2 separate regions of the Homo sapiens genome follow, and region 2 is linked to region 1. Evidence: read pairs that join two places in POLR2A ChIA-PET (ENCODE). Cell type or tissue: CD4-positive, alpha-beta T cell. All regions are shown on one strand. Links, peaks and the distances in the headings refer to the core of each region. The heading gives the core; the rest is flanking DNA. Region 1 holds the start of LOC124902541 (a long non-coding RNA gene). Region 2 overlaps KLF6 (KLF transcription factor 6).

The links. Peaks named below come from ENCODE experiments on the same cell type or tissue, not always from the same donor. Only the 100,000 strongest peaks of a DNase experiment are listed, where the experiment ranks them.
Region 2: POLR2A ChIA-PET joins it to region 1 with 10 read pairs; 30 of 35 experiments call an interaction of 5 or more read pairs at or near these places.

The regions. Positions count from the first base shown.
Region 1 is chr10:3,866,174-3,881,430 of GRCh38, forward strand. It overlaps LOC124902541 (a long non-coding RNA gene), which reads right to left and starts at 9,155. Exons shown (of 2, transcript XR_007062365.1): 1 at 8,887-9,155; 2 at 7,955-8,270. RefSeq lists enhancers at 3,530-4,029, 9,037-9,366. In CD4-positive, alpha-beta T cell, for the core only: no CTCF peak of the experiment used is centred there; DNase peaks (open chromatin) are centred at 7,748, 9,118, 9,498 and 10,088; H3K4me3 peaks cover 1,900 bases; H3K27ac peaks cover 5,928 bases.
Region 2 is chr10:3,765,884-3,781,140 of GRCh38, forward strand. KLF6 (KLF transcription factor 6) reads right to left here. Exons shown (of 4, transcript NM_001300.6): 3 at 14,223-14,346; 4 at 10,113-13,707. The coding sequence ends at 13,656. It overlaps LOC105376363 (a long non-coding RNA gene), which reads left to right. Exons shown (of 4, transcript XR_001747332.1): 3 at 1,989-2,164; 4 at 2,689-3,437. Among named protein-coding and RNA genes, the nearest start is that of KLF6, 12 kb to the right of the region's middle. RefSeq lists an enhancer at 1-1,138 and a silencer at 8,374-8,668. In CD4-positive, alpha-beta T cell, for the core only: no CTCF peak of the experiment used is centred there; DNase peaks (open chromatin) are centred at 9,608, 9,898, 10,218, 11,308 and 8 weaker places; H3K4me3 peaks cover 1,357 bases; H3K27ac peaks cover 2,781 bases.

The DNA.
Region 1 (15,257 bases), core at 4,249-12,248:
ATAGTAGTGAAAATATAGATAGAGAACTCTATGTTAAATTTAAAAATGATCATTTCAGTGATTAGCTAGAGATCTGATAAAGTGGATCTTTAAGTTAATAAACCTGATATACTACAAGCCGTATGAGACATCCTGCTTAGCAGACTCTGGCAAACTGTTACTGGTTTAACATTGTTTTCTCCCAGGACATTCACCTTTTTGGTAATTTACACTTAAGCTATTCCCACTTGTCTGCAGTTCAGCAGAAACATACGTCTTGGCACAAATGAAAGAGTGACACCATCTCTCACAAGGACCACACTGTTGCTCATCATGTTTCCCAGAAATATGTGACATATGTTGGAGACCAAATAGAAGCAGTTCCTCAACACTTGTTTCAGGTTGTCAGAGAACTCGACCAGCAGCAAAGACAGCAAGTATTCCAGACCACCATGCAAATAATGTTCTGAAAAGAAGTCGTATTAGTCTGGTTCAAGAACAGTTTTAGCTGGTTATAGCTAACTGCCACTTCACACTTGGTGATCACTGCATAGACATATCTGAAAGGTGGAAGCACTGCTGTAGTAGCCCTTAAATACAGTTATTTTATGGGTTTTGTTGTTTTTGTTTTTGAGACAGGGTCTCACTTTGTCTCCCAGGCTGGATTGCAGCTGTGTGATCTGGGCTCACTGCAGCCTCCACCTCCCCAGCTCAAGTGATCCTCCTGCCTTAGTCCCAAGCAGCTGGGATTACAGGCTCGTGCCGCCACACCTGGCTAATTTTTGTGTTTTTTACAGAGATATGGTTTTGCCATGTTGCCCAGGCTAGTTTTGAACTCCTGAGCTCAAGTGATCCACCCGCCTCAGCCTCCTAAAGTCCTAGGATTGCAGGCATGAGCTATCACGCCAGGCCGTTTTATGTTTTATTTTTGTAAAATATTCTTGTTGTAAATTGGTGACATAATTAGTCTTAGTCCATCTAAATGCTAAGTGTCAGTTTCAACTCTAATCTAAATGATGGTCTGCAGCAGAGGTTTCCAAATATTTTGAGGATACACACCTCATCAGTAAAAAGGTTTTGATCATGAACATATAAAGACATTAACATTTGCTGATGTGTAAGACCAGCCCCTTCCTGCTGGGTGGCTTCCATGAGCAATTAGACAGTGATAGGAACAAACAATATAGAGACAGGTAAGTCTTCTGTTATATTTTGAGCATTATAAAGGATACACAGAAACATACACGTAATAAATGAATCAGATAAAAATAAATGTGCATAGAAGCTCTAATGTTCTTTTACTTGTATTGCAATATATCATTCTGTACAGAACCTTGGGTGTGTGCACCTCACCTGTGGGACCCCTGAGCCCATCTGTGAGACCTGAGGTGCTGTCACAAGTGCTCAGGGAAGGAGTGAAGTTGTTTTTCCACTGTGATGACTCTGGCTACATGAGAACGTTTTCTTTATGACTGAAGTAGAGTCACATTGGATAGCAGTAACTTTGATATCTTCATCAGAATGAGTCATTTTAATGTGTATTGCCTTGTAATCATAAAAGTTGAAGTATTACTTTTTTTTTTTAACTAGAGCACAGTTACAAGTAGATGTTTGCCATCATCATAACAAGAGGAAGTCATGGATTTTATTTTAAGGCACATAAACTGAGATCATGGGCACATGATCAAGTATCAATCTTCTATGTTGGGAGAAGACAGGGCCTAAGGTTTATGCATTACATAACATGTGCCAGGCACAATTCTAGATGGTTTGGATATGTTAAAAGAAATCATGGCTCTAAATTCCGGTACACAATGTTTAGTAGATAATAAATGCTATTATGTTTCTGATTTCATCATCAAAATTATCCAGACAGCTAGGTATGACTACACTAGTCATCCAAAATCACCTGAAAATCAGAGAGCTTCAGTGACTTTGGGTGTGGTCACTTCTTAGTAAGAGGCAGAATAGACACTTCTGATTCCATCGCTCATGTTCAGGGTTTTAATTTTTTTTCTTTTTTTGCTCCTTTCACTGTATAATTGCTCATGTGAGATGTTCCAGAGTGAATAGGCTGCCCTTTGGATATTGTCACATATAAAGACAATAAGAGTAAATAGTTGCTTATTTGAAGACATCCATAGAATGGCTCATGTGTCTTGTTTTTTGCTTTTGTTTGTTTATTTGTTTGTAGACACAGAGTCTCACTGTCACCCAGGCTGGAATGCAGTGGTGCGATCATGATTCACTGCAGTCTTGAACACCTGGGCCCAAGCTATCATCTCGCCTCAGCCACTTGAGTAGCTGGGACTACAGGTGCACACACGCCACTGAGCCTAGCTAATTTTCAACTTTTTTTTTTTTTTTTTCAGACAGAGTCTAAATCTGTCGTCCAGGCTGGAGTGCAAAGGCACACTCAGCTCAGTGCAACATCCGCCTACTCGTTTCAAATGATTATCTTTCCTCAGCCTCCTGAGTAGCTGGGATTACAGGCACCCACCATCACACCTGGCTAATTTTTGTATTTTTAGTAGAGATGGGGTTTCACCGTGTTGGCCAGGCTGCTCTTGAACTCCTGACCTCAAATGATTCGGCCCACCTTGGCCTCCAAAAGTGCTGGGATTACAGGTGTGAGACACCACGCCTGGTCAATTTTAAACTTTTTTGTAGAGACAGGGTCTTGCTCTGTTGCCCAGGCTGGTCTCAAACTTCTGGCTTCAAGGGATCCCTCCACCTTAGCCTCCCATTCTGCCACATTCTATTTCTGTAGAAGCAAGTTACAAAGTCCAGCTGACACGCAGAGGAGCAGAATTGAACCTCACCTTTTCAAAGAAGGATTGTCAAAGGATTTGTAGATATATTTTCAAGACACCACACAATGCATTTGATGAGATTCTGATTATAGACCCTTTGGCATATTTTATGTGGACTGTAAGGAACTGGGAAGGATCTAATATTTTACCCTATTTGTAAGGTTTCAAGTTAGCCTGTCCTAGTTTTGTGAATGCTGACAGAAGATATGAGTACTCTGGGTCAAAGACCAAAAGGACTTTATGACTCAAGCAATAGCAGTAGGCAGAGTATCAGCAATTTTGGTTCTCCTACTCCCCACCCCCAGAGGGTGACTGAAGGAGGGTCAGGTGACATTTGCACATGCAGTGGATTGCATTTCAGGAGGTGAACCTAAACTTGGAGGATGGGAAGCTGCCTTTCACAAGAAGCAGTAGGCATACCTGCCCTTTGCTTTGAAGGACACACAGTCTCTGTCTTCCAAAGCTGTTCACTATTTAACTATCTTTCACAAGATACTCCAGGACAAAGACTCTCACGGCCTCTACTCAGAAGATGTGCAGACATGTGAGGGTCATGGAGAATTCTCTTCCGAGTTTATGATAAAGGTGGTTGCATTAGTCAGGGTTCCCAGAGAAACAAACCAATAGGAGATAGATAGGTGGATATTTTAAGGAATTTGCTCATGGGACAGTGGAGGCTTGGTGAGTCCAAAATCTGATGGGGGTGGTAAGCAGTCTGGAGACTCAGGAAAAAGCTGCAGTTTGAGTCTGAAGACAGTTTCGTGCAGAGCCAGAAAGGGCTGATGTTGCAGATGAAGTCTGAAGGCTGTTTGCTGCTGAATTCTCTCTCGCTTGCAGGGAGGTCAGCTTTTTGTGCTCTTCAGGCCTTCGGCAGATCGGATGGGGCTCACCCATATCAGGGAAATCTCACCCAAAAATATCCTCACAGAAATATCCAGAATAAAGATTGACCACATATCTGGGCACCATGGCCCAACCAAGCTGACACATAAAATTAACCGTCACACTAGTGGTATGATTGCTTTATTTAGTTGCAAGAGTTGAAAATAAAAAAAAAAATTAAAAAGGCATTTGGCTGAGGGGCACGGAAGGGCAGCCTATATTTATTGTGAAGTAATGTGTTCAACTGTGAGGGTTCATGTCTGAAGATAGTTCTAAATAAAAAAAGATGATTTTTCTTAATTCCCATTGCCCCATTTCAGATTCCCATTTGATAATTTAAACAAATGCATACTAGCAGCCAGATGCGGTGGCTCGTGCCTGTAATCCCAGCACTTTGGGAAGCTGAGGCAGGTGGATCATCTGAGATCAGGAGTTTGAAAGCAGCCTGGCCAACACGGTAAAACCCCATCTCTAGTAAAAATACAAAAATTAGCCAGGCATAATGGCAGGCACCTGTGATCCCAGCTACTTGGAAGGCTGAGACAGGAGAATCACTTGAACCTGGGAGACGGAGTTTGCGGTGAGCTGAGATTGCACCACTGCACTCCGGCCTGGGTGACAGAGTGAGACTCCATCTCAAAAAAAAAAGAAAACAAAAATGCATACTGGCATGGTCCACCCTAGTCAAACAGATTCAAAGAACTACAGACTTGGAGGAGACCCCAGAGATAATATAATTCATCAACATCATGCTACAACTTTCTGAATATCATGCAAATAGTTACCTGTAGAGCTGGGACTTAAAACCCAGGGCTCATACTCTACTCTGTCCAAGAGCATTAGAACTGTGGCTCACGGAACCCTGGGTTCAACAGAGGTTCCTTGGGAGCCTCCAGGAGGATGGGCATGGGCAGGGCCCCAAATTGGTATTCACTAGAGGGGCTTCATTTCAGTGTGAATTTTATATTGGAATACTGTGTAAGGTCCCATTTGAAAAGGGCTTATTTTGCCAAAGCAAGCTTGCAAATGACTCTCGTTTGCGATGGATATTTTTGTTGCTAGTGTTGGAAGTTAATACGTTCAAATTACATTTGAGAACCGAAGTTCAAAAAATAACCTTCCTTTAGAATTTTTTTGAATTTTAATAATTTGATCCAATTTGAGTTTATAAACTCAAGGAAAATATTAACTCATCAATTTAGTAGTGTGTAAATTATTCTATTCCATATTTATTTTATTCTTAAAAATCATGACCATAAATTTAATAGGATAATTCAAACTTTTTTTTAGTAAAAAGCAGTATATATTCATGAAGGAATATTTGAAAATACAGAATAACAGAAAAAAATGTAAAATATACCTACTACCTAAACATACCTTTATCAGTATTTTTATGTATCACCTTTCAGCATTTTTTTTCTAGGCAGATGTCTCTTTCTCTACGTAGTTGTCAATAAACTGTGTACTTATGCACAATTTCATGTGACCATTTGTGCTTATCATATACTCAAGGCCTTCTCTATGTCATGGAACGACCTTGGAAATATAATATTGAATGACTATGTAAGCTTCCACAAAGTGGTTATACCAGTTTTTAACTAACAACCTCTTTTCTGTTTTTGATTTTATTTTACTGCTAAAAATTCAAGCTGGAATAGTACTGCTGGGAACCAAGTTGTTTCCCCAACGCCTGCCAAAGTCCTCTATTGAATCCCTAACCCCTGGTGCTGTTGTATTTGGGGTAAGAAAGTAATTAAGGTAGAATGAGGTCATAATGGCAGGGCCCTGATGCAATAGGATTAGTGTTCTTATAAGAAGAGACTCCAGAGAGTGAACTTCCCTCCGCTCCTCTCTCTCTCTCTGTCTCCCACCAAACCCACCTGTCATACAGCAGCAAGAAGGCTGCGTCTACCAGCCAGGAAGAGAACCCTTGCCAGAAAGTGAACGGTTGGCACCTTGAGCTTGGACTAGCCACCTCCAGACTGTACCATGGACTTTGCTATTGTTAGTGCAGAGCTACCAGCTCTGCATGTGACTATCTGAATGATGTACAGTCTGTAGTATTTGCCATGGTAGTCCGAGCCACCTAAGACAATCTCACTGTGCATAAAGATCTTCTCCTTCGTCCCCCATTCCTCTCTCTCCTCTGATCACACGTGTGCTTCCTTGTCCCCACAGGCTTCACTTAAAAACCCAAGTTCCATGAGAAAATAATTTGGGAATTCAATACGGAGATGGCAAAGCATAAAGTCCAGCATGGGGACCCCTGAGCGTGGGCTCCTGCGACCTCAGAGGCCACTCCCCTGGGAAGCCACCCCGGTTCTGGACGGCTTCTGGGTTCCTTTCTGAGCCGAGCACCGTAGCCTTGCTCAGCCTTGGCGCCTGCCAACAAGTGCTCTGAGCAACTGATAGATGTTCAATAAATGTCCCCTGCGGTTAAATGTGCCTTGATATGTCATTGAGAGACCCTTAGCTCTACGTTGAAGGGAGTCCAAAAGTCCTCTGGTTAGGAATGCTTTCTTAGTGGTTCTTTTATCATTGACTATTTATTGAAAAGTAACCAGAGAATTGCAGAAATAGAAAGCTGAAAGGGATTTCCTCCCCAGAAGTTTTCAAGGTTGTTCTTGACTGTTGTAAACAAGGAAGCCAATACTTTAAAGAAGGCATTTGAAGAAGTTTAGGTGAGGTGAGCAGAGCTGTTCTCATGAGGGAAAGAGGCAGCCTCTCTGGAGCCACTCCCCAGAGGTCCCCCACGCCTGAAAAGGAATTTGAAGACTAAGGATCTAGTCTAAACTCCTCATTCGAAATGCTTATTTATTACCCTCTTAGGGGATCTTAAAAAATGACAGAATTCCAAATTTAAACAGAAAAAAGCACTATTCTAGAGTTTTTAAAACGCCAGGATACATAGTCCTATACTAACATGAAATATTTACTTACCAAAATCTTTTAAGAATCTGGGAACCAACAGTTTAGGAGAAGCATGGCTCTCGGCTCGGCTACAAAAGGACTGCTCTGTCCATCTCTGTGTGACTTGATTGATGGCCGGAGACATGAGAGAGGAGGAGGAGGGGGTGGCTCTGGAGAGCGCAGGTGAGGTCGGCCTTGCGCCTCTCTCCTGTGCTGCGGGCCCCAATCTGCATCCCTCCCTTCCTCTGAGTTGCTTTACTTGGTGTACAACCGTCACCTTTTCTTGCCTTTTCAAATGAGATGAGATCAGTTTCCACATAACTGAGCCAGCTCATGTAATTATTGCCAGGCACTTGACATTATATTGCATTCTGTTGTCTTTTTGTGTGTTCGTTTGTTTTATCATATTCGATTCCTTTAATAGCTTCATCCCTTCATCCCACACATGGCTCTCTCCTAGGTGCACAGCGGTCTCCTCAATATCAGGAGATGCAAAGGGAAGACATAGTTGTTTCCTTCCAGCAGGACACAATGAAGCCAGAAGATTGAAATTACAACTCAATAAATGTTTGTGTGTCTTTTAATAATGATTTCAAAGGGTTGCAATGTTGAAAACAACAAAACAAACAAACAAACAAAAACAACTAACCTCCTTTTAATAGCCCATTTAAAATTGTTTGGTAAATATTATGGATGGATCTTTTAAAAAAATTACTTTATAACTTCAAAACATAAGTGAGTTAAACATATGCTTTCTGAAATTTTTTTCATGTTAACATTTTTAGAAAAGGTAAGTTGGCCTTTAAAATGCTATCATAGTGAAGTTGCGTCATTTGAAACAATGTTCAATAAATGTTTTTGTTAATTATAAATAGGTTATGATTTGGACAGTTAAGAAGAAGACAGAAACTAACAGAAGATAGTAGAAGACACAATGGAGATTTTGAAAACTTAGCTTAAAAGTTTTATCATGAGATTAATAAAATATGTCACAATGCTTTTTTTCTTACAAGAAAATATACAATTTTTCTCCCCGCAGGTCCTCATTCTTTATTCTTTTTCTTAGAATTCATATGCTAAGTTTACTAGGTTCCTCTTTTCAGTATCTTTATTTACAACACTGTCACTGTTTCCATAGATACACTGAAGGTCGGTTTCCATAGCAACACTCTTGGTCTCCTAAACAAATAGTATCATAGTGTGAATCTTGTTTCAGTGTTATTGCACCATGTTATTAGATACAGAATTCAAAAAAATAACTTAAGCAGGGTTTGAAACAAGGTGGGTTGGTTTTATTGCTTGGTGCTTTAGATATTACATTTCAATTTCATATTAAATATATATCCATCTGAAAAATAGCGAGGCTTTTGCATAGTAAACATGATACCAATTTTATTCACAAGTTATAAAACACTGTAATTTAATAAGAGGATATTCCAATACATGAGACAGACGCAGGCAGAGGCTCACTGTCTTCAGATTCAAATGACTACTTTTCCGTTGGCTGGATGATTTAGCCTCCCCAAACCTCCACAGTCGTTTATAACCTACCCACGGTGATCATTACCTTTGCCATTTTTGCATTTTAAGTCATTTCTACCAGTCTTGTCTTTTATTTCATAGCCCCAAAGGAACAGCTCTGAAATAGATTTCAAGGAATCTTTACTACTTCCTATTTTGCTCCAACTGAAACAAAAGAGAAAAGTAACTTTATTAGATTTTTGTTTTTTGCCTTTAAATTTGTTTATCATTATCTTTATTTTTATTTTATTTTATTTTTTGAGACAGAGTTTCCTTCTTGTTGCCCAGGCTGGAGTGCAGTGGCATGATCTTGGCTCACTGTAACCTCTGCTTCCTGGGTTCAAGTGATGCTCCTGCCTCAGTCTCAGAGTAGCTGGGATTACAGGCATGCACCACCACGCTGGCTAATTTTTTTTTTTTGCTTTTGAGACAGAGTTTCACTCTTGTTGCCCAGGCTAGAGTGCAATGGCACGATGTTGGCTCACTGCAACCTCCACCTTCCTGGTTCAAGTGATTCTCCTGACTCACCCTCCAGAATATCTGGGATAACAGGCATGCACTGCCATGCCCGGCTAATTTCTGTATTTTTAGTAGAGACAGGGTTTCTCTATGTTGGTGAGGCTGGTCTTGAACTCCTGACCTCAAGTAATCCTCCTGCCTTGGCATCCCAAAGTGCTGGGATTGCAAGCATGAGACACCGCACCTGGCCCATCATTAACTTTAATTTCTTCTCTGAGAAGCAAATCTTGTGGACTCCTTTAGAAACGGAACTGAGCCTTACCTCCAGCTCACAACCCACGTCCGGTAAAATAGTTTTGTGTAATTGATTAAATTTGACTCCTAGGGGTGAGTTTTCAGCTCACATAGGGAAAGGAGGGAAGCAGTGCCCATCACAGCGGAAATGTGGACACTGCTTTTATTTGAGGGAAGGAAGGGGAGCTGTCTGCACAATCCCATGACATTGTGGTTTTCTGCCAGATGCTTGGAGACAATGTACTCCAGTGCGCACACCTGCTTCTTTACACTCTGACCCATTTAACAAGCTATGTCAGAAGCCTGCTTTTTCACTTTCCTTTTGAGTATGTCCTCCTTTAAGGACATATTTATTAATAAATGGGGTTTCCCTCCTAAATTTGGCACTAAAAGGGATTGGTATGCAAATACAACATAGTACTTGGCAAATGTAAAAAAAAAAATTGTACTGCTTTGGGGGAAGGGTCAACAATGAACTAAAGGTGGTGACAAATGTAAACTCAGGATGCCTTAGAGTGTGGGTGTTAGGCAGTCAGACAGGTAAGTGTGAACCCCAGCTCAGACATTTAGTAGCTGTGTGAATTGGGGCCCTGACTAGACTCCCCTGAGCCTTGGTTTCCTCATCTGTAACATAAGGAAAATACCACCTACTGTGCCGAGTTGTTGAAAAATCTGAGATGTTAGAAGTCACCTGCATTTTGAAACTTGAAGTGATGCATTTTTTCATCATTTCTGATTTGTCCCATGCCTACAGGAAGAGAGTGTGCCACCTTTGATCACAGAGTACTTTCATTTTGCTGTATCTGTGGTTACATTTTATTGATGTGCATGGCCATTGTTACATTTTACTGATTTTCCTTCCTTATCAATTGGATCTCGAGGTTCAGAAAGTGCCAGATTCCTCTGTATCTGCACGAAGATGCATCTATGGAAGTGCATCTCCCCTGTCATGGAGATCCTCCAGCTCCTCCAGCTCCTCCAGCTCCTCCAGCTCCTCCAGCTTCTGCCCATCACCTTTCCATCTCCTGACCTGACTCCTGGCTGAGGTAGTGTTTTCCAATCAAGACAAAAGCTCCTGAGAGCTTCCATCAGTGTGGTTCCCGGAATAGTCAGCTGACTTGTAAATGGAAAGCCCTAGAGAAAAACAAGTCCTTCTCTGATCTCAATCTTAGCAGTATCACCTAAGCCAGTGTTTCCAACCTTTCATGCACACAGTGATCACCCATGGGCCTTGTTGAAAGGCAGATTTTGGCTCAGCAGGCCTGGGTGGGAGTTGAGCCTCTGCCTGGCTGATGAGCTCTCAGGGGATGACCAAGTACCTGGTCTAGGAGCCTCACCTCCAACGGGAAACTCTCCAAAACACAGATTTTTATCAAATTTGTTCAAGCCCTAATTAGAGGCCACCACCCAAAACAATGGGTCCCCAGATGACTTTAGCCTGGGCATATTTGGGGTTTTTCTTCTAGTATAAGATTCAGGCTATCCAGCCTTTTTTTTTTTTTTTTTTTTTTTGAGATAGAGTCTCACTCTGTCTCCCACGCTGGAGTGCAGTGATGTCATCTCGGCTCACTGCAACCTCTGCCTCCTGGATTCAGGCGATTCTCCTGCCTCAGCCTCCAAGTAGCTGGGATTACAGGCACCCACCACTGCGGCTGGCTAATTATTGTATTTTCAGTGGAGACAGGGTTTCACTATGTGGGCCAGGCTGGTCTCAAACTCCTGACCTTAGGTGATCCTCTCATCTCAGTCTCCCAAAGTCTGGGATTACAGATGTGAGCCACCCTGCCAGGTCGGTCCAGTCTTAGTTGAATTTGGCTTCCTTGTACGATAAAGAGACTGGGCTGACTGGAATCTCTCGGGTCCTTTTCAATAAGCAAATGCAGCATACTTTCTTCTTACAGAGGTGGGACAGATCAGGGAAGATGCAAAATTCATCTGTTCACATTGTCATTACCAAATTCCTTTCAGCTTACCGAAATCTTCTCTGAGCCTTAGGATCAATATGATTCATATTGTTGGGAAAAATACATAATGGAATTATAGCTGATTGTCAGAGACAGGTTAATGCTCTAATCAGAAAGTCAGTGACTGACCTGTGAATGAGTTTAGAAGCTGCCTGTACCATATTAATTCCCAAAATTTACAATGTAATTAAGGCTTCAGAATTCTCTAAGAGAGTGTGGTCTCATTTCCTTTTGTTATGTTATTGTGTAACAAATGCAGTTGTTTTCTTAAACAAAATTGCCTTCTGCTTTTCTGTTCTCCCTTACTTTAGAAGCTTGATGGCACTTTACTACTTGTTATGTTATAACAGCAGTGTTCCCTGTGTGGAAGTCTTCCAAAGGCAATTCACTCTTCTGAGATTATGTTTTGGAGGAAGAATATATTTGAAAGCTCTAAAAAAAAATTTAGGGTTTTCCAGGGGATTTTGTTCCATGGGTTTTCCTTGCATATTATCTCATTGTTAAAAGGATTGTATAATATTCTAAGAATCAAGAGGTTGTAGTTTCACATAAATAGACGCAATCAAATAATTACTTTTGCTTTTATTTTTATGCTGAATAATTTCACTCAATGGCATCAACTTCAGAATGAATCATAATGAGTCTACTTGACCTTGTTAAAACTGACAATAAAATGGTGACCAAGTCCTTTTCCTTTGAAAAAGGAAGCGGCCAGCTTTCTAATGCTGGCTTGGTGGCCATGGAAGATGCCCTCAACGGTCAAAGAAAAACTCATATGAAAGCACCAAAAATGTGGATGAAAGCAATGCCATCCTCACGTGCTAAGGAGTGTGTGAATGCATGAAAATAAGGTGCTTAGAACAATACCTAACACATACCAGGTGTTCAGTAAATACTGGGTACTATCATTCCTGACACTTTTGTCTGCATGCTTACAACAAGCCAGCCTGCAGTTGCTTAATCTCTGCAGGCTCTATGCATGTGTGAAGATATATACCTATATTTACACATGCAAATATATATAAAATACCCATGTATAATTTTTAGGGGAACCCTTTTACAGATGATAGTTTCCGGTAGTTGTGAAAAAATCTGGCAAAGCACCATAAAAATAAATAATGCAAGCATTCTTTGAATTACTTAAAACTGAATGTCCAATTCAAACAGATTATAATTTTCAATGTTTTCTGTTGATAGAGTATCATATAGAGAGTTGGGATTTAGAAATAAACTGTCTTCCACTGGGCGTGGTGGCTCATACCTGTAATCCCAGCACTTCGGGAGGCCGAGGTGGGCAGATCTCTTGAGGTCAGGAGTTTGAGACCAGCCTGGCCAACATGATGAAACCCCGTCTCTACTAAAAATATAAAAATTAGCCAGGCGTGGTGGCATGCACCTGTAATCCCAGCTACTTGGGAGGCTGAGGCAGGAGAATCCTTTGAACCCGGGAGGCGGACGTGACAGTGAACTGGGATCGTTTCCACTGCACTACAACCTGGGTGACAGAGTGAAACTCCATCTCAAAAAGAAAAAAAAAAAAAAGAAAGATAGAAAGAAAAACAGAACAAGCAAAAAAAACAAAAACAAACCAACAAAAAACAGAAATAAACTGTCTTCCAAATAAAAGTACGGGAAATCTTAGTGGAGAAAGTAACGTATTAGTGCCTATGACACACACAAGTGAATGTACAGGTGACCCTTGAACAAGGCCAGTTTGAACTGCATGGGTCCCCCTTTTACAGGGATTTTTTCCAGCAAATCGCAGATCCAAAATATAGCATTGGAGGGAGGCAAAATTCACATATATCAACAGCTGACTTTTTGTACATGCCTGCAGATTTAGGTATACCTGGGATTCCTGACCGATCCACCTCCTTTACCCAGGATGACTGTATATATTTCTTTGAGAAATGTGTGTATATTTTTCTCTGAGTCATATTGATTAAAAATTAATATTAGTCAGTACTATCATTCTTAAAGTACTAAAATTAATATAAAACTAATATAGTGTTTTCATAAAGTAAAGAAAAAGGGAACCCTAGTAAAGAGTTGGTTCAGTGAGGCCAGTCTACGTTTCACATCACCCAAGCCTAACATTCATTTGGATGGATACTTCTCACTTGTTGGGATTATTAAGCCATTGGTTTGTGTTTGTTCCGTGTAAACACTAAGGGAAAGGGAAAAGGAGACTCTCCGCTGTTTTGTGGGTGTTTGGCTAGGGTTTAGTTATGCAAGGTGAAGTTTGGAGTTATTTCCCTGTATGAAAACTCTTCATGATAGACACCAGGTGTGCTGGAGACTCACAGCAACAGAAGAAAGCCCAGGCTGACTCCGGAGAAAACGGCTGACCAGGAGCATCCCAGGATCATGACGGAGTCGGCTGACTCCCCGGTCAGACTCTCTGCTTTCTAATCCTGAATCAACCCTTTATAAGCTGTTTGACCTTGAGAAATTCCCCTAACTTCTTCGTACCACAGGCTATTTACTCATCTCTGTAATAGAGGTAGCATATTTCCTATTCAAAAAGGCTACTGTTAAACATAGTAATACACTTGGAGTGGCAACCTTAGGACTCAGTAGATGTTAGTGACTATTAGGAAATAAATAATATTTCCCAGAAGTGCCATAAGATCATTCATACGTCTTATAGTTTGATGAGTTGCTTTGCATTTTGCCAAGGTGGACTACTGTTTGATTCTGTAATCCTGGCAAGCATTTAGCCAGCAGAAAGCTAAGTCATATTAAGATCTCAACTTCCAGAGAGAGCTTAGGACTCAGAGTCAGGAACTCTCAGTTCAGAAAGGGCTGCAAAGCTCCGGAATTTGAAGAAAATGTCCAGATGGTGTGAATATTTAGTTATTAATCTTGGAATTTCACTATGCAAACAGAATTAATGTAGTAACCATTTAACCACTTGTGTTTCTGCTGTAATAAAACATCACAGTCTAGGCAGCTGAAATAGCAGGCATTGATTTCTCCCAATTCTGGAGGCAGGAGGTACCTGCTGATTTGGTTTCCAGAGAGGGCTCTTCTTCTGGCTTGCAGAGAGCTGCCTCCTCACGGTGTCCTCACATAGTGGAGAGAAAGCAAGCTCTCTCCTGGCTCTTCTTACAAGGACATTGATTCTGTTGGATCAGGGTCCCACCCTTACAACCAAATTTAGCCTTAATTACTTCTATAAAGACTCTATCTCCAAATACAGCCACACTGGGGTCAGGACTTCCACAGATGAATTTGAGGATGGGAACATGAACATTCCGTCCATAGCACCAATCGTCAGGTGCATTTATTTCATCCACGTTCTATAACTCTGGAATGAGGCTGATAGCATCTCTCTCTCTCCAGTTTGTTTCCTTGAGCCTCATCCTCCAACCGCCCTTGTTCCTGTGGAGAGCTCCTTCCAGACTGGGGTCCCCTGCTTTATGGCAGGGGCAAGGGGTATGGATATATTCCAAATGACTTCTGTCTGTTCTTTTTTCTGATAACTCCTAAGGTCAAACATCTATACAGTCTTTCTATCATTTGTTATTAACCACACTTAGCATCGGTAATTCCTTGCAACATTGATTTTGGTGAGGTTCTACGATCTTTATTTTCCTTTCTATTTTTTCTCGGTTTTAGATATTCCGCTTATTCTTTTTCTCCTGCAGATGAAACCACTCAAGGGGTTTCTTCCTGCCTGGTGCATGAAGAAAGATCATGGCATTGTAGTAAAGAAAAAAGTTTAATAGACATGAGGACAGCCATACCATGTGGGAGATGGAATTTGTACTCAAATCACCTCCTCCAAAGCTCATAGGATAGGGGTTTTCTTTTTTCTTTTTCTGTTTTTTTTTTTTGTTGTTGTTGTTCTTTTTTTTTCTTTTTTTTTCTTTTTTTTTTTTTTTTCTGAAAAAGTCTCACTCTGTCACCCAGGCTGGAGTGTAATCGCATGATCTTGGCTCATTGCAACTTCCACCTCCTGGGTTCAAGTTATTCTCGTGCTTCAGCCTTCTGAGTAGCTGGGATTACAGGCATGTGCTACAACACTGGGCTTTTTTTGTATTTTTTAGTAGAGATACGGTTTCACCATGTTGTCCAGGCTGGTTTCAAACTCCCAACCTCAGGTGATCGACCTGCCTCGGCCTCCCAAAGTGCTGGGATTACAGGCATGAGCCACTGTGCCTGGCTGGTTAGGGGTTTTTCAAAGACAGTTTGAGAAAGGGGTGGGAGTGTTCAGGTAACAGGTGCTTGCTGCTGATTGATTGGAGCAGAGATGAAATCACAGGGTGTTGAAGCTGTCCTCCCGCAGGCTGAATTGCTTCTGGGCGGGGCCACGGGAGCGGGGCTGGCAGGTCCAGGTGGAACCATGAGTGTCAGACATGCAAAAAACCTGAAAAATCTCAAAAGACCCATCTACAAGAGTGGTGTTATTTTCAGGAGATATTGCGGAAGT
Region 2 (15,257 bases), core at 6,125-14,124, 98 kb before region 1:
CTCCTTCAGATACGTAGTGTGTTGGCCCACATCACAGAGCTAGTAGGGAGCTGGGTTCTGGAACCCAGGCCTTTGAGCTTCGGTGCATTTAATTTGTTGCTGAGATCTGAATATTTCCTTGTGACTGATCATGAAAACGTGATGAAATGGAAAAGAGTTACTAAAAGGAATGGTGGACGTGGGACTGGAAACAAAACAACGTGCCTCTAAGTTAGCCATTGGGGTAAAAGTGGAGCGAGGTCAGAGGCTCGTCAGGACTGTACTGGGCACGGCCCTGGCCTCCTCACTCACTGCCCACAGCAGCCCTCCCAGGGGACTGCACTGGTGGAGGAGGGGCAGACCCAGTCTGCCCTCGGATGGGACGCAGGGATTCAAAGTCCATTTTTCCATCTGAAACACTGACTGCATCACACGTTACCTTTAACTGGAAAAAGACAACATGCACTTTGCAATGTTCTGCGTTAAGATGAATACATGATGAACAGTGACAGCTTAACTGTCTGGTTGACCTTGAAGAAAAAAAGACAACCATTCTGTTTTAATGTAGTCAAATAAACATCAAGTGGCTTGCAAGTAAAAAGCAGGAAAAGGCAGCACTTTGTGAAAAAGGAGGTTTGGGATTTGTAAACGTTTTAACGAGTCATCTGGGAAAACCCGAGGTGTGTCTCCTGTGCAAAAGACTCACATCCGGAATTACAAAGGTTTTGCATTTAGCACAGAAGTGATGCGTCGAAACACCCGATTGTTTAAATTTTAATGACAAACAAAAAACGTGCTTTAATAAGATTTCACTTTCATTTCCCTGAGTAGCTATGTTCTGGGGCCTGTGAATCTTCTTGGAGCATTAAATGCATTTGTCAATTTGGGGGGTAGCCTTTCAATTAATATGAAGTCAAAATAAAAGGACACTCACAGGTCCTTTCTTTCCCAGGTGGGGGTTCTTCCTGGTGTTGTACTATTGAGAACTGAATTGACAGGTGTGTGGACATCCCTGGTCATTGTCTTCTGCTGTCTAACCACGTCGTCTTTCCCATAGGCTTTCCATCTACTGAGAAAGGGGAGAAGGAAGAGAATGAAATGGAAAATGAGTGATTGGTCTTATGTAAACCCTTCTAGGCAAAACAGGAACCAGAGGGGGTCTGATATTTTGGATCAAATGAGTTGCTGGTTTTATTTAGAGATCCTGCTTAGAATTAATGCGTCCATGCTGTTGGAGAAGAGAGCAAAGTAGTGACAACATCAGGCTCATTGTTCATTCATTCATTCATTCATACATTGAGCATTCCTAGGGGCTGAGGAGTCAAGAGCCATTAAATTTTATCCAGTAATCTTCCCTTATCTGCGGATTCGCCTTTGGCAGTTCCAGTAGCCTGTGGTCAACTGATGTCCCAAAATAGGTGAGGTCTCAAAATAGGTGAATACAAGAAGAAATTTAGAGAGAGAGAGAGGAAGAGAGAGAGAAAGAGAAAGAGACCACATTCACATAACTTTTATTAGAGTATATTGTTGTAATTGTTTTATTTTATTATGTTATAGGTGATCTCTTACTGTGCCTAATTTATAAATTACACTTTATCACAGGTAGGTATGTATAGGAAAAATCATAGTATATATATATAGGATTTGGTGCTTCCATACTTTCAGGCATCCACTGGGAGTCTTGAAACGTGTCGCCCTGGGATAAGGGGGACAACTGTATGCACAATTCTTTGTCCAAAGGACTCATCCTCCAGGGAGGAAGGGAGAAGGGTGAAGATGCTCAGAGTACAGGTGGCCACTGGCTCTCCCAGGACATTCCATCCATTTCTGGAACGTCATTATGCTTCAGGGAGGTCATACCGGACACTCACTACTGCTCAACAGCTAAGCAGTAGAAATGAAAACAGATGTTCTTTGTACCTTGTTCAGCTCTACCCTGAGTATTCTATGGTAGAAACTTCAACCCTTGTCCATAAATGGGGACATTCCGCTGCCTCTTTCTCTCACAGGTGTCATTTCTGAGCAGGGAAGGTGTGATCTGGGGCCAGAATGAATGGCCCTGGTGACTTCTTACCTGATTCATCCCACACCAGTCAGAAGGGGCTGTGAAGGCAGCAGCGAAGGAGCCACACATGGACGTGGAATGGGCACGCTGACCATCATGGTCACGACTGCAAGAAAGCAGGTACTGAGCCCACTTCTGTCTGAAGACTGTGATATTGAGCTGAGGCCACACACACACACACACCCACACACACACACACACACACACACAGCCTTTGCTTCGAAAGGACCAGGTCCCTCATCATGCATTGTCAACAATACATAAAAGCTGAAAGGCGCCTCACACTCGGGCTCACGCTCCGCAAGTAGCCAACATGCAAGAAGAGACAGAGGGGCTTCCAGCATGGTGCCTGACACCTGGAGACACCCACTACTTACTGTGTGGGTGAATGAAGAAAATGCGTACCTGGCTCCAGAATGGCCCATTGCTGGTTGGCATGGGGTTCCGTTGCTTAGAGGTGAGAGGGTGAGTATGGGCTCCACTGGAAGACAATAGGGCATAGATGTGGTTCGGCCACATATTTCATCAAGGTGCACCTGTGACTTCTGCAGCATCTAATTTGAGAAATTGATAAAATGGCTAAACAGTGTATATTATGGTAGTCGGAGAGATGAGTTGGTTATAACCCCGGCTCTTTCTTGCAGGGCTGCGTGGGTTAATTGGCTGTGTCTGAGGGTCACCCCTGCACAAGGAGGATGATGACGACTGCCCTGTGCAACCCTGGGTCATCTCAGGGGAGAGCCATTCCCAGGTTCACAGCAAGCACTCTTTTACTCAGATGGGCCACCTGCATCAGGCCCCAAGGAAGCACTTATTAGTAGAAGAAAAAAAACAAAAACCCAGAAAACAGCCAGTGAGACTATTTTACAAACAAGCGAAGAGCAGCAACTGAAAGCAACAATAACTACAACATAAATCCCTCTGCAAATATTTGGGATTTCATTTCCACTAAGGATAATGATGGCGTAGAAGGCATGTCTGTGGGAGTTATGCACACAGGGAAAAAGGTGGTGAAAATAATCAACCAAAAATAACAAAATTCAATTAATCAAAACAGAACAAAATAAAATGAGCCAAACAGCATATCTGAATATAAGCATAATAATTGTCGTTGGACAAACCTTTGTCAAATCAAATTGGCTTCTAGCACACGGGCTGATACTTTGTGATTCAAGTGGTGTTCTACCCACATAATTCATTTAGTTGCAAAGAATGTAACAAATAATGCAATTATTCCAGAGGATCACGGTGAGACATCTATTTGGTGGTGCCTTAAGCAGAGTGCCCTGATTCAGAAGAATTAGACCAATCTCTGGATTCACAGCCACTCATGAAAACTGTAGGCCGGGCACGGTGGCTCATGCCTGTAATCCCAGCACTTTGGGAGGCCAAGGCGGGTGGATCACGAGGTCAGGTGATCGAGACCATCCTGGCTAACATGGTGAAACCCCGTCTCTACCAAAAATACAAAAAGAAATTAGCTGGGAGTGGTGGCGGGCACCTGTAGTCCCAGCTACTCGGGAGGCTGAGGCAGGAGAATCGCTTGAACCCAGGAGGTGGAGGTTGCCGTGAGCCGAGATCACGCTACTGCACTCCAATCTGGGTGACCGAGCAATACTCCGTCTAAAAAAAAAAAGTAATAATAATAATAAAATAGGAAACTGCAGTAACTCGGGACATCTGGGTTCCTTGTCTTTTGTCAAAATCACAGGGAATTCAACTCACTGAATCTATTGGTCAATTCAATTCCGCCATTGGTCAGTATGACTCGGCTTTTGACAGAGAGTTTTACCCAAAGACTTGCAGAACTTCCTTCCTGCAAGATTTCAGAAGCACAGCAAGCATTGCAAGAGGAAACTACCTTATAAATCATACAAACCCAGCATCGTGTTCTTTGCTTGTCCTTGCCTGAATTTACTGGAAAATCATGTTGTGAAACCTAAATGCAAATGAACCTTTCTTATTGCAAATTAAAAACTAAATCCATTTTCAACTGAATTCAATGGGAAAAACAAGAATTATTTTCCTAAAAAGTAAATATCCACCACTCCGTAATAATTGTGATCCGCTGTGGCTTATGTGTCGTGTCTCAGGACATGGACTCGGTCCTCTGCATACCTTACCTCTCATCCTGCAATAATCCTGAACAGGTTCCCATTATCCCCATTTTAGAGGTAAGAAAAACACAGCTCTAAGGGTCTAAGTAACAATCCCAAAGCCAGAAATCAGTGCAATCTTTCCTTGTAGGTTCCATAAAGGAAGACTCCTCATTGCTCGCTCAGGGTAAATGTCTACTCTTTGCAAATGCCATTCTTAGCAATCCTTTAAAAACAGTAACTCCTAGATTGTAGTACTGCTCAAAGTTTCTAAGGAAACTCACAAGCTTAAAGAAATGGCCGTGGGGTACTTGGGTAATAGCTTCCCCACTTTCTTATCCAGGAGCCTGGCTTCCAGGTGTTACCCTAGGCTGGTCATGAAGATACGTCCACCTTTTTTTTTGTTTTAAGTTACAGAGTTGCAAATATTTTTAATATTTTAAATTGATAAACCCAAGTTATTTGAATGCCATCTTTAAAGTTTTTGATTTGTTTTGCTTGTTTGTGCCTTGTCTTGTTTTTAAAACTTTTATTTTAGGTTCAAGGGTACATGTGCAGGTTTGTTATATAGGTACACTCCTGTCACGGGGGTTTGTTGTATAGATTATTTCCTGATCCAGTTACTAAACCTACACATCCTGAAAAGGCAACATTTCTGATTCCCTAAGTGCAGGGAGCTCAGTGGGTGGGGCACAATTGATTAATGGTGACCCAGCAGCTGCAGGCATGCCTTCCCCTCTTAAATCCTATAAACCTTTCTCCCAGGGCAGAGAATGGGACTGGCCTTGTTCCCACAGCTCCCTCCCCTTGCCATCCTTGAGCCTTGAGAAGGAGCTGCTTACACAGCGAAGAAGGCCGGAAGGTCTGTGCGACATTCTTTGGTACCATCTGTGGACATTACTGTTCCATGCAGCCGAGGCTCCGTCCAGCGTTCACTGATCTTACTGTACCTCCCCTCAGATCTAGGGGAACGTGCTGGGAGCCGCTTCAGAAATGGGGGACTTTCTTTTTTTTTTTTTTTTGAGATTTAAAAAACTTTAATCTCCAAATTAAGTATTTCTTTATAGAACTCTGTTTTAGACAACAAAGAATGGTAACATAGTTAAGAGCCCAAACTCTGTGGTCAGGTACATCTGAGCTAATGAATATACTTAGAATTCCTGGCATGTGGTGAGCACTTGGTAGACATTATTATTATTGTTATTAATAATACCCCAAATCCATCCTTCCTCCCAGTTAATTTCTTTTTTTTTTTCTATTATACTTTTAAGTTTTAGGCTACATGTGCACATTGTGCAGGTTAGTTACATATGTATACATGTGCCATGCTGGTGCGCTGCACCCACTAACTCGTCATCTAGCATTAGGTATATCTCCCAATGCTATCCCTCCCCCCTCCCCCCACCCCACCACAGTCCCCAGAGTGTGATATTCCCCTTCCTGTGTCCATGTGATCTCATTTTTCAGTTCCCACCTATGAGTGAGAATATGCAGTGTTTGGTTTTTTGTTCTTGTGATAGTTTACTGAGAATGATGATTTCCAATTTCATCCATGTCCCTACAAAGGACATGAACTCATCATTTTTTATGGCTGCATAGTATTCCATGGTGTATATGTGCCACATTTTCTTAATCCAGTCTATCATTGTTGGACATTTGGGTTGGTTCCAAGTCTTTGCTATTGTGAATAATGCTGCAGTAAACATACGTGTGCATGTGTCTTTATAGCAGCATGATTTATAGTCCTTTGGGTATATACCCAGTAATGGGATGGCTGGGTCAAATGGTATTTCCAGTTCTAGATCCCTGAGGAGTCGCCACACTGACTTCCACAATGGTTGAACTAGTTTACAGTCCCACCAACAGTGTAAAAGTGTTCCTATTTCTCCACATCCTCTCCAGCACCTGTTGTTTCCTGACTTTTTAATGATTGCCATTCTAACTGGTGTGAGATGGTATCTCATTGTGGTTTTGATTTGCATTTCTCTGATGGCCAGTGATGATGGGCATTTTTTCATGTGTTTTTTCACTGCATAAATGTCTTCTTTTGAGAAGTGTCTGTTCATGTCCTTCGCCCACTTTTTGATGGGGCTGTTTGTTTCTTTCTTGTAAATTTGTTTGAGTTCATTGTAGATTCTGGATATTAGCCCTTTGTCAGATGAGTAGGTTGCGAAAATTTTCTCCCATTTTGTAGGTTGCCTGTTCACTCTGATGGTAGTTTCTTTTGCTGTGCAGAAGCTCTTTAGTTTAATTAGATCCCATTTGTCAATTTTAAAATCAATTCAAGATGGATTAAAGACTTAAACGTTAGACCTAAAACCATAAAAACCCTAGAAGAAAACCTAGGCATTACCATTCAGGACATAGGCATGGGCAAGGACTTCATGTCTAAAACACCAAAAGCAATGGCAACAAAAGAAATGGGGGACTTTCTAGTGGTCTCTTGCCCTACGCATCCTGGAGCAGCTCCTGTCTCCTATCTCCACCTTATGGCAGGGCACGATGGCCTTTGAATGCATGGCTTTGAAGTTTGGATCCTAAGCTGACTGTTTTAAATCGGTAGCTAACACTTAAGTTCTCTTTAATTTACATGAACTCAATTATTTGTATATTTGAATGTTGCTCAAAGGCAATTTACCATGAGGAGTTAGATTTAAAAAAAATAAAAATAAACCCCAGCAAACACACATATGTGTCATGGTAAGCCCACTTGATCTAGCTTCTGAACCTGAGAATAAATCACCTATTTGGGGAGGATAGCACATTGCACAAGGAAGGTGGGGATGATAGTGAAGGATTTTCCATTCCCATCTGAAAGGATTCAGAAGGCTGCATTCTACTGCAGCCCAAACTGCCCCACTTTCTTGTCTCCTCACCAACAGAAAAATGCCACCTGGGTCATGCCGCCTGGCTCTGGAGTGAGTTAACTGATAATGTCAGTGCATGTCATTAACTATCTTGCACATCTGGAAGCAGATCTTGCAGAACCAAATGAAATGTGGTAACGCGAAACTTAAGAAATCAAGGGGAGCGGCGCTGTGCTTGGTTGATACCTGCAAGTCACCCATAAATGTGCCTGTCGTCAACAAAGGGCAAATCTTGGAAAAATGGCGTGCAACCCTGTGTTCAGTTACCCATTAGCCAAGCCCTGGAGCTTCGAAAGAAGCTCGTTGTTTGTTCATGGCAGATCTGAATTGGGGCTCTTAGTTTAAAAAATAATTCCAGAGATCATGTGATCATTGACATATATATATATATATGTATATGTATATATATATTTGTATATGTATATATATATTTGTATATGTATATATATATTTGTATATGTATATATATATATTTGTATATGTATATATAAAATGTATATACATACATGTGTATTTGTGTGTATGTATGTACATTTTATATATACATACACATATATTTAAATACAAACACACACACACTTACAGTGTTTTGTACAGATCATGTAAAGGAAAGTAAATGCAACCTAGCAACTGCAGCTGAACGGGACTCGTAGGCCAATGGGCATTCTGGTTAAATCTGTCTTTTAAGATTCTGTGGTGATCGTGCCGCCTGGCGTGGCTTCTCTCAGGACATGTGGAACCCATATTTACTCTCCTCTTTGTCTCTTCATCCACAGACGTTTAGAGAATTCTCGTTAAAATTACTTAGAAACAGAAAGACCTTGTTATAAAATAAATCTAGTTAAACACACTTTGTTGTGGTCCTCATTTGCGTGATGCATGGGCCTCATTTTCGTCTCTCTGTATCTTAACTGTGTGCATTAGGTGATTCATGCCAATTAATGCAGGATGTCACATCTCCAATTGCTTTCTCTATCTTCTTAAACATTAAAAATAAATATGTGCCATCTGTCTCATATCTTGAAAGCAATTCAAAATGGTTACTTTTGTTTTCTCAGGATTACAGCACAATTTGTAGCTGGAGTGCTTCTGAATTGCGAGAAAGCCCTGTCTGCATTTCATACATGTAATGTCATATTATGGTGGCTGCTGCAGATCGAACAGCAAAGGTTGGGCGAGACAGCAGTGTGGGATGGTGACAAAAAGCACGGTCTTTCGCATCTAAGAGACCTGGACCAGTATGCTGAGCCTGCTGCTTCCTAGCTGTGACCTCAGGAAAGTTGTGTTGTCTCTCAGGGCCTCAGTTTTCCTCATCTGTGAAATAGATATAACATCTACTGCAGCGGTCTCCAGCCTTCTTGGCACCAGGGATTGGTTTCACGGAAGACAGGTTTTCCACGGACCAGGGATGGTGGGACTTGGGGGTGGAGAAGGGTAGGGATAGGTGGGGGTGGGAGACGGTTTGGGGATAAATCTGTTTCACCTTAGATCACCAGGCATTAGGCCATTATATTCCCATAAGGAGCATGCCACCTGGATGCCTCGCATGCACGGTTCACAATAGGGTGGTTCATGCTCCTTTGAGAAGCTAATGCCACCACTGATCTGGAACAGTATCGATCCGTGGCCTGGGGGTTGGGGTCCTGTAATCTACAGCACAAGAAGTAGGAAGCAGACACCATTATCTGCATCATCATGAAATTTTGCTAGGAAAGTAATTCCGTTTGGCAAGGATGGTTGTTTAAAAGTAGCTCCTGGTGGCATAATATTAACAGAAAAGAGGGGAGTTAGGTGTGAAAGCTGTGTTCTTTCTCCGTAGCAATTACAGCAGAAAAGGAAGACACTTTCCTCCGATTGCCTGTGTTGTCCTTTGAGCACTCAGGTCAACTTGGATAGGGAACGGGGCCGGTAAAGTGGGGACACTTGGGAGACTTTGGGTCCATTTACAGCTACAACAGCACTTTTCAAAAATGGTGATTTTAATTTAAAAAATGGTATGCTATAACGCAACAAATGTCTAAATAACTTAACTGTAATTAGACGGGCAAAGGGCAATCTGAGAAAGTCCTAGTTTCCATTTGAGCACAGTTTTCCTCAACAATTCTTTCATGTAGCACAAGAGAAAGCTTTCTCGAGCTGAGGCCAGCACTCTGAAGATGGCGAACGTGTAATTTGAAGTGCACCCTATACTTACACACCACAGAATTGTAGTGCTATCGAGAATGCTGGATCCACGTGACCTAGCCCTATTTTAGCAATAAGCAAACTGAGGGTCGGTGTAGCTCAGCAAATTGTCCAAAGCACACAGCTCGTTCAAGCTAGAACATTTCCTTTCTTCTTTTAGCTAGGTTTCAAAAAATTTGTTAAGCAGACTGAAATTTTTTATACTTCTATAAATACCCTAAGGTTGCAGCCGATTCCTTGCACGGCAGCGCTAACAGCCTTATTTGAACATAACTTAGCTGTCCTGCATAGTCTTTCCATGACAAAGTGGTCAAGTCTTAATAGTAGCCGCGAATGACTATCAAGACTTTAAATTTAGACTGTACATTCGGGGCAATCCAACCATGAGTCATGTTGACATGTGCTTGGGGATAGAACACGCCCACGAATCCCGGCAATAATGTCGTCTGCTCCCCACGTCCTGCCCTACCACAGCTCCCTCCAAACTGCTGACATTTTTACCACAGTTATAGAAAGAAAATTAATGAACATTCCTAGTCTGGGCACACATCTTAACATCCATCCCCTCTCCAATTATAAAATTAAAAGCAACCACTGTAAATTCCCCACGTTTAGCAAAATGAAGAGCTATGGAGAGGAGTGAGCGCTTAAGCCACCTCAAGTAGAATATCCTTGTTGTCACACTAAGAAGCTGGTTCCCACGGAAACACATTGATTTACCCCATTGCTACTGATTGGCTTAGTGTAATCTGAAAATGGACTCCTACAAGGATCAAATTGTCCTGGTCCACACAGTAAAGCAAAGCTGAGATTACTTGCTAAACATTGCTCTAAAAAACAAAAGGCTGCCTATTTTCAAACAAACTCTACATTTAATGTATCTTATTGGCCTTAAAAGAAAAAAAAGAGATGTAACTCCTCTGGCAGTGATGTCATCTTTTATTTTCTGCCCTCCTTGACTGAGAGTGGGCTGAGGTTGTGAGAACAGCCCTCTGGCCTGGAGTCCCTCTGCCTCCTCCACCCCTCCCAGACATGCCTCAGCCAGGTGTGTGGCAGGGCTGGCTGGGGAAGGTAGGCCCAGCTCTAGCTGCGGAACTGGAGCAGGCTGTGGAGGCACAGAAGTGGCAGGGAAACACTCAAGTTTGTCGTTGTGCAGGTGCCTCTGCAATGCATTCCCTGGCTTGAGCAATGGAAGATCAAACCGGCATGGTTCCCTACTGTGCCCACAGCCGGGGGGTTGTTTTTGTCAGTCCTTGGAGAAGAGTATTTGATGCATTCAGGGAGGGCAATGTCAGGCTCGCTGACATCCTCTCCAGCTCCCAGGACAGGCTGTGGAAAGAGGAAGGGGCTGAGGTCGGTGAGTTGTTCTCAGGGTTGCTCAATGAAGATTTGCCCCCAGGAGGAAGCCAGGGTGATGAATGCAGGAGGAATCTGTTCCAACAACCCCCTTCCCCCAAAAAAAACAACCAGACTCAAGATGCTGATAAGAATTCTTTTATGTTATTCCAATAAAAAATACATTCATACAGAAATATAACAATCTTGCAAAAAACAATTTCAAATAAAATCTTGTAAAACAAAATTTTACAAAAATCTTACAAAGATTCTTTAGATAACAGGGTGCTTCCAAAAAAAAAAAAAAAAGAAATTTCACTAATAGAAATTTTTTTTTAATTTCAAGCAAAAAGTTTCTGCTTGATTGAGGCTCAGTTATCACCTGAACAGAATGTACTTCTTTATGTACGTGCTAATTATGAAAATCACAGGCATTGACAGGTACGGTACCCAGCCCCACCCAGGCAAACAGCTCCGACATGTTTCGTAAGTGAGACAAGCCAGTGCAAGTTTTTTTTTTTCCTTTTTTTTTTTTTGTCTTTTGCTTACCTTCTTGCTTAATGGAATTGTTATGGCTAAGCACATAGAAGGCCAAAAAAGGAGTTTTCCAAACCCAGCAAATCAAGTGCTTGGATTCTGAACTGCCAAAAGAAAACTGCACTTCCCCTCTTAAGTAAAACGAAATGAGTTTCTTAGGTAAATGTATTCATCAGCCCAGATAAAAAAAAAACCAGTTATGTGAGCGTTAGTCACTGCTCATTTCCAGGAAGATCAAACAAAATACCAGCCCAGCCAGACTCACATGTGTGTATATATATATAAAGCAAAGAGCCACACCCACAAGCCAGCAGCTGGGTGAAATATCAGCTGTCCACGCCGTGGTATGCCAATTCGGGGAAATTACTCCTTGGAAAAACTGGAAGAATCTACTTGCTGGAAAAAATAGCTTCATCTGCATAAAAAGTGTTCTACAAAAGAATCCCTGTGGTTAGCTTACTCTTAGGTTAGATCTTCTAATAAGGCTGAAATTCAAAATCAAAACCTTAGTGTGTCCGAGTCCAGCCTGGGTTCCAGCATTCTGTTCAGGCCACTTCTGAACGGCCGAAGGTGCCCCATTCCAGACCTGCCCATTTGATGGACAGAGCAGACAGCCCGGAACAGATTCAAGCAAGAAAGTCCTCCGCACATCGTTAAATTAAAGATAAAGCCTCTATAAAAGTTAGGTTATGGTTTTCATTTTTACCTCCTTTATGGCCATTTTGAAATATTTCTTCACAGGCTGTGGAATTTTCTAGCTAAACATTCTAGTTTCTCCTTAAAAAAAATATTTATATATTATCTATATATATAATATATATATATACACACATACACATACTGTACACACAAATATACATACACAAGAATTCTGCCCACTTTTTTAAAAAAGTAGTATACTTTCTGTATTACCAACAGATAGCTAGACAGATATGTGAAACTTGTGCCTTTTAAGCAAATACATTAACATTGGGGGTTTTTTAATACTTCTGTATCTTTAATATGTGTGAAAATGTTACATATTAAATACAGCCGGTGTGTGATCTATACAATTGTTGTGCAAGGTCTATATGAAAGTCTCAAGGTGGCAGAATTGGTCAGATTTTTCCATTTTCCTGTTTTCCATTTTAACACTGACAGTCAAGTTGCCTAAAGTGTTGAACAAATACTGACATGTAAAGGGAGTTTCACTCTATGTCTTTGTGAAGGAGGACCTTAAAGAGATTTTTTTTCTGTATTATACGTTGATACAGTACACTGCCAGGTGAAACAAGAGCCTTAATAAAGCATGCATCGCCCACACCCCTGTATGAGACCCCCACAGAAGGGATCGCTTGCGTAAGGCACCATTATGAAGGTCAACAGTGCATTAACAGCTAGAAAACCAGAAATTAGTCCTCAAGGCATAAATAAGAGAAACATAGCTGCATGAGAAAACAGTTTCTAAGCGTTAGTGGTTTTATCCACCCAACTGAGAAAAATTTTAGGTTCTTAAGTCTAATGAAACATTAGACCAGCAATTCCCAGCCCCAGCTTTGTGACACTCAATACGTGTCCAATTTCTTCTAAGGGCATCACAGAATTCTCCAAAAAGTTAATTCAAATTCAGAATCATTTAAAAATAATCCTGTGTTGCACAATGCCTTTCTGGAAGGGGAGTGTTACAAACTTGGAGGGGAAAAAAAATTGTATATTGCCAGGCCCGGATGGCTAGGGGGTCACTGTATTAGACAGATTGGATCTTAGCTGCTCATTAACTGGAATCAGTATTGCAGTCCTGACTTAAAAATGGAAAAGCATATAGTTCCCCAGACCATGCATGACTTTTTGTATTCTAAGGAAAAGTTAAATTGTTGTGTTATATTTGTAAATACACAGCTTATACAATGGGTTACAAATGAGCTATGTTGTAGCGTGTAAAACAAGCTACTTGACACATTGCACATTTAATAGCTGCACCAGACACTAAGAGTTCCTCTCACACAGAAAAGGGGGAGAGAGGCTCTCCCTCCCCACACCACTCGCCACTCTGGGGTCCTGAGTTCCCACGCCCACCCTCCAAGATTTTCCTTCTTTTTTTGTTTTTGTTTTTTTGTTTTTTTGATTTTTCTTTTTTTTTCTAAGGTGCAGACACCCCCTCCCCCCAAGGAAATGATTGGTGGTCATCTCATCTCATGGTATACTCCTTACACACAAAACATTCAAACTACTTTTTTTCCATCTCTTGCAGTCTTGCTAACCACAAGGAAAAAAAGTTGGCCTCATCATACGGTCAGTAATAGATCCTCAACATACAATCAACCCAACCATTAGCATTCTCAGTGTGCATGCTCACGGCAAAGGCTTAGGCGCCGCTCGGAAGGGCGGGTACCAGTGGCGAGTCCAGGGTCACCCACATACCATGCACCACGGGTGCTATGCCGCTTCTTACAGGACCTTTTTAGCCCTCAAAAGACCTTCCAAGGAGAGGCCCTGGAGGCAACTGGGTAGGGTGCAGAACGGCATGCTTTGGCTGGAACACGCATCCCTCCTTCCACGGCCGGCTCTCAGCCTGGAAGCCTTTTAGCCTACAGGATCCACCTCTCTGCTCCCTCAGAGGTGCCTCTTCATGTGCAGGGCCAGGTGGTCAGACCTGGAAAAACACCTGCAAGGGCAAATCAGAAGCACAGAAGAAGTTAGGTTCCCATCCCTTGCCAGTGTTCTGGACCAGCGCCCTCACCTCCCTGCCCTGCCCAGCCTAACCCCCTGCAGGGAAAGGTGGGATTCTCCTCCCAAGCCTCATCAGTGTCTTCAGGGACAGGAGATACCAACTGATAGGAATGTGAATTAAGAATGTCCCCCACCAGTGGCTGGAGGTTCTTTGGAGAATCTGAACGGACTTCATTTCTAATTCTTCAAATATGAAAACTGTTGAAAGGCCAATCTCCAAACATATCAATAAACTGACTCCAATGTCAGGTGTATGTGGAACAGTTCTTCCTAACCATGGACAATGAGCACACCAGAAACTTTCTAAAAAGTCCCAGGCTTGAAAAGAAATGTTCACACATAGGAAACTGCATGCCTTCCTTCGAATGTGCCCTGCACACCTACTCAACCCTGGTCATCACATTCCCAAGGCCCCACGCTCCTTGCCCAGCATTGTCCTCAGGCACGTACCTGTCACAGTGGGAGCATTTAAAAGGCTTGGCCCCGGTGTGCTTTCGGAAGTGCCTGGTTAACTCATCACTTCTTGCAAAACGCCACTCACACCCTTCCCATGAGCATCTGTAAGGCTTTTCTCCTGGGGAGAGAGCACAGGACAAGCAGCCCATGACTTCACTGACCCGCAGACGGAAAGGGGAAATTCAACAACACACACAGTGGTGGGATGCAAGGCCAGGGACCCAGTGGCTTCTGGCATCGGTAACACACAACAACTGGCAGCCTCAGAGAGACAACAGCAGCTCTCTCCTGACCCAGTCTCAGGCCTCCCACTGCTGTCCAAGGGACACAGCTTCAGCCAAGCCCATGGTGCTGTCATCAAAGTTAACGTGGAAGAACGACCACGACTCAGACCAGCAAAATGCTTGCGGGATGAGGTGTCAGCCTGCCGGACCCACAGCCCCGGCAAAGGCAGAGCTATTGCTTTCTTCATGGCAACTGTTTCTCCCAAACACACTTCTGTTCCATCCTCACTTCCCTATGGAATGTGCCTCTGCAGTTTCCTCAGGGACGTTCTACCTTTCTACAAAGCTGAAGTTACGAGCTTCTGGAAAGCCCCAGTACAGGGCCCCGGAATCATTCTCTAAATGGCAATTGAACAACTGGGTTCACTTCATTCCTTGGTCAAATCATAAATATGAATTTACTACAAGTGCTACCTGAGAAAACAAAGTTGTCAAGCCAATCTCAGGGTATGTTGAGACAGGCCTGGGCCTGGATATTGGGCCACCCGGATCTCAATCTCAGCTGTCACCAAGCCTGTCTGGGACTGACTCTCAGCAATTTGCTCTCCTACTGATAAGAGAAGAGCCTGCATCACGTGATCACTAAGACCCTTCCCAGTTCTAAATGTTCTGTGATTCCTCACCAATTATCCTAGAACATGTCAAGGTATTTTTAAATAGCACTTTCACCTAGGTATGGCATTTCATTAAGAAACTGTTTCAAGCGGTATCAGAAACAAAGGCTGCATGAGACACGGAGAAGTTC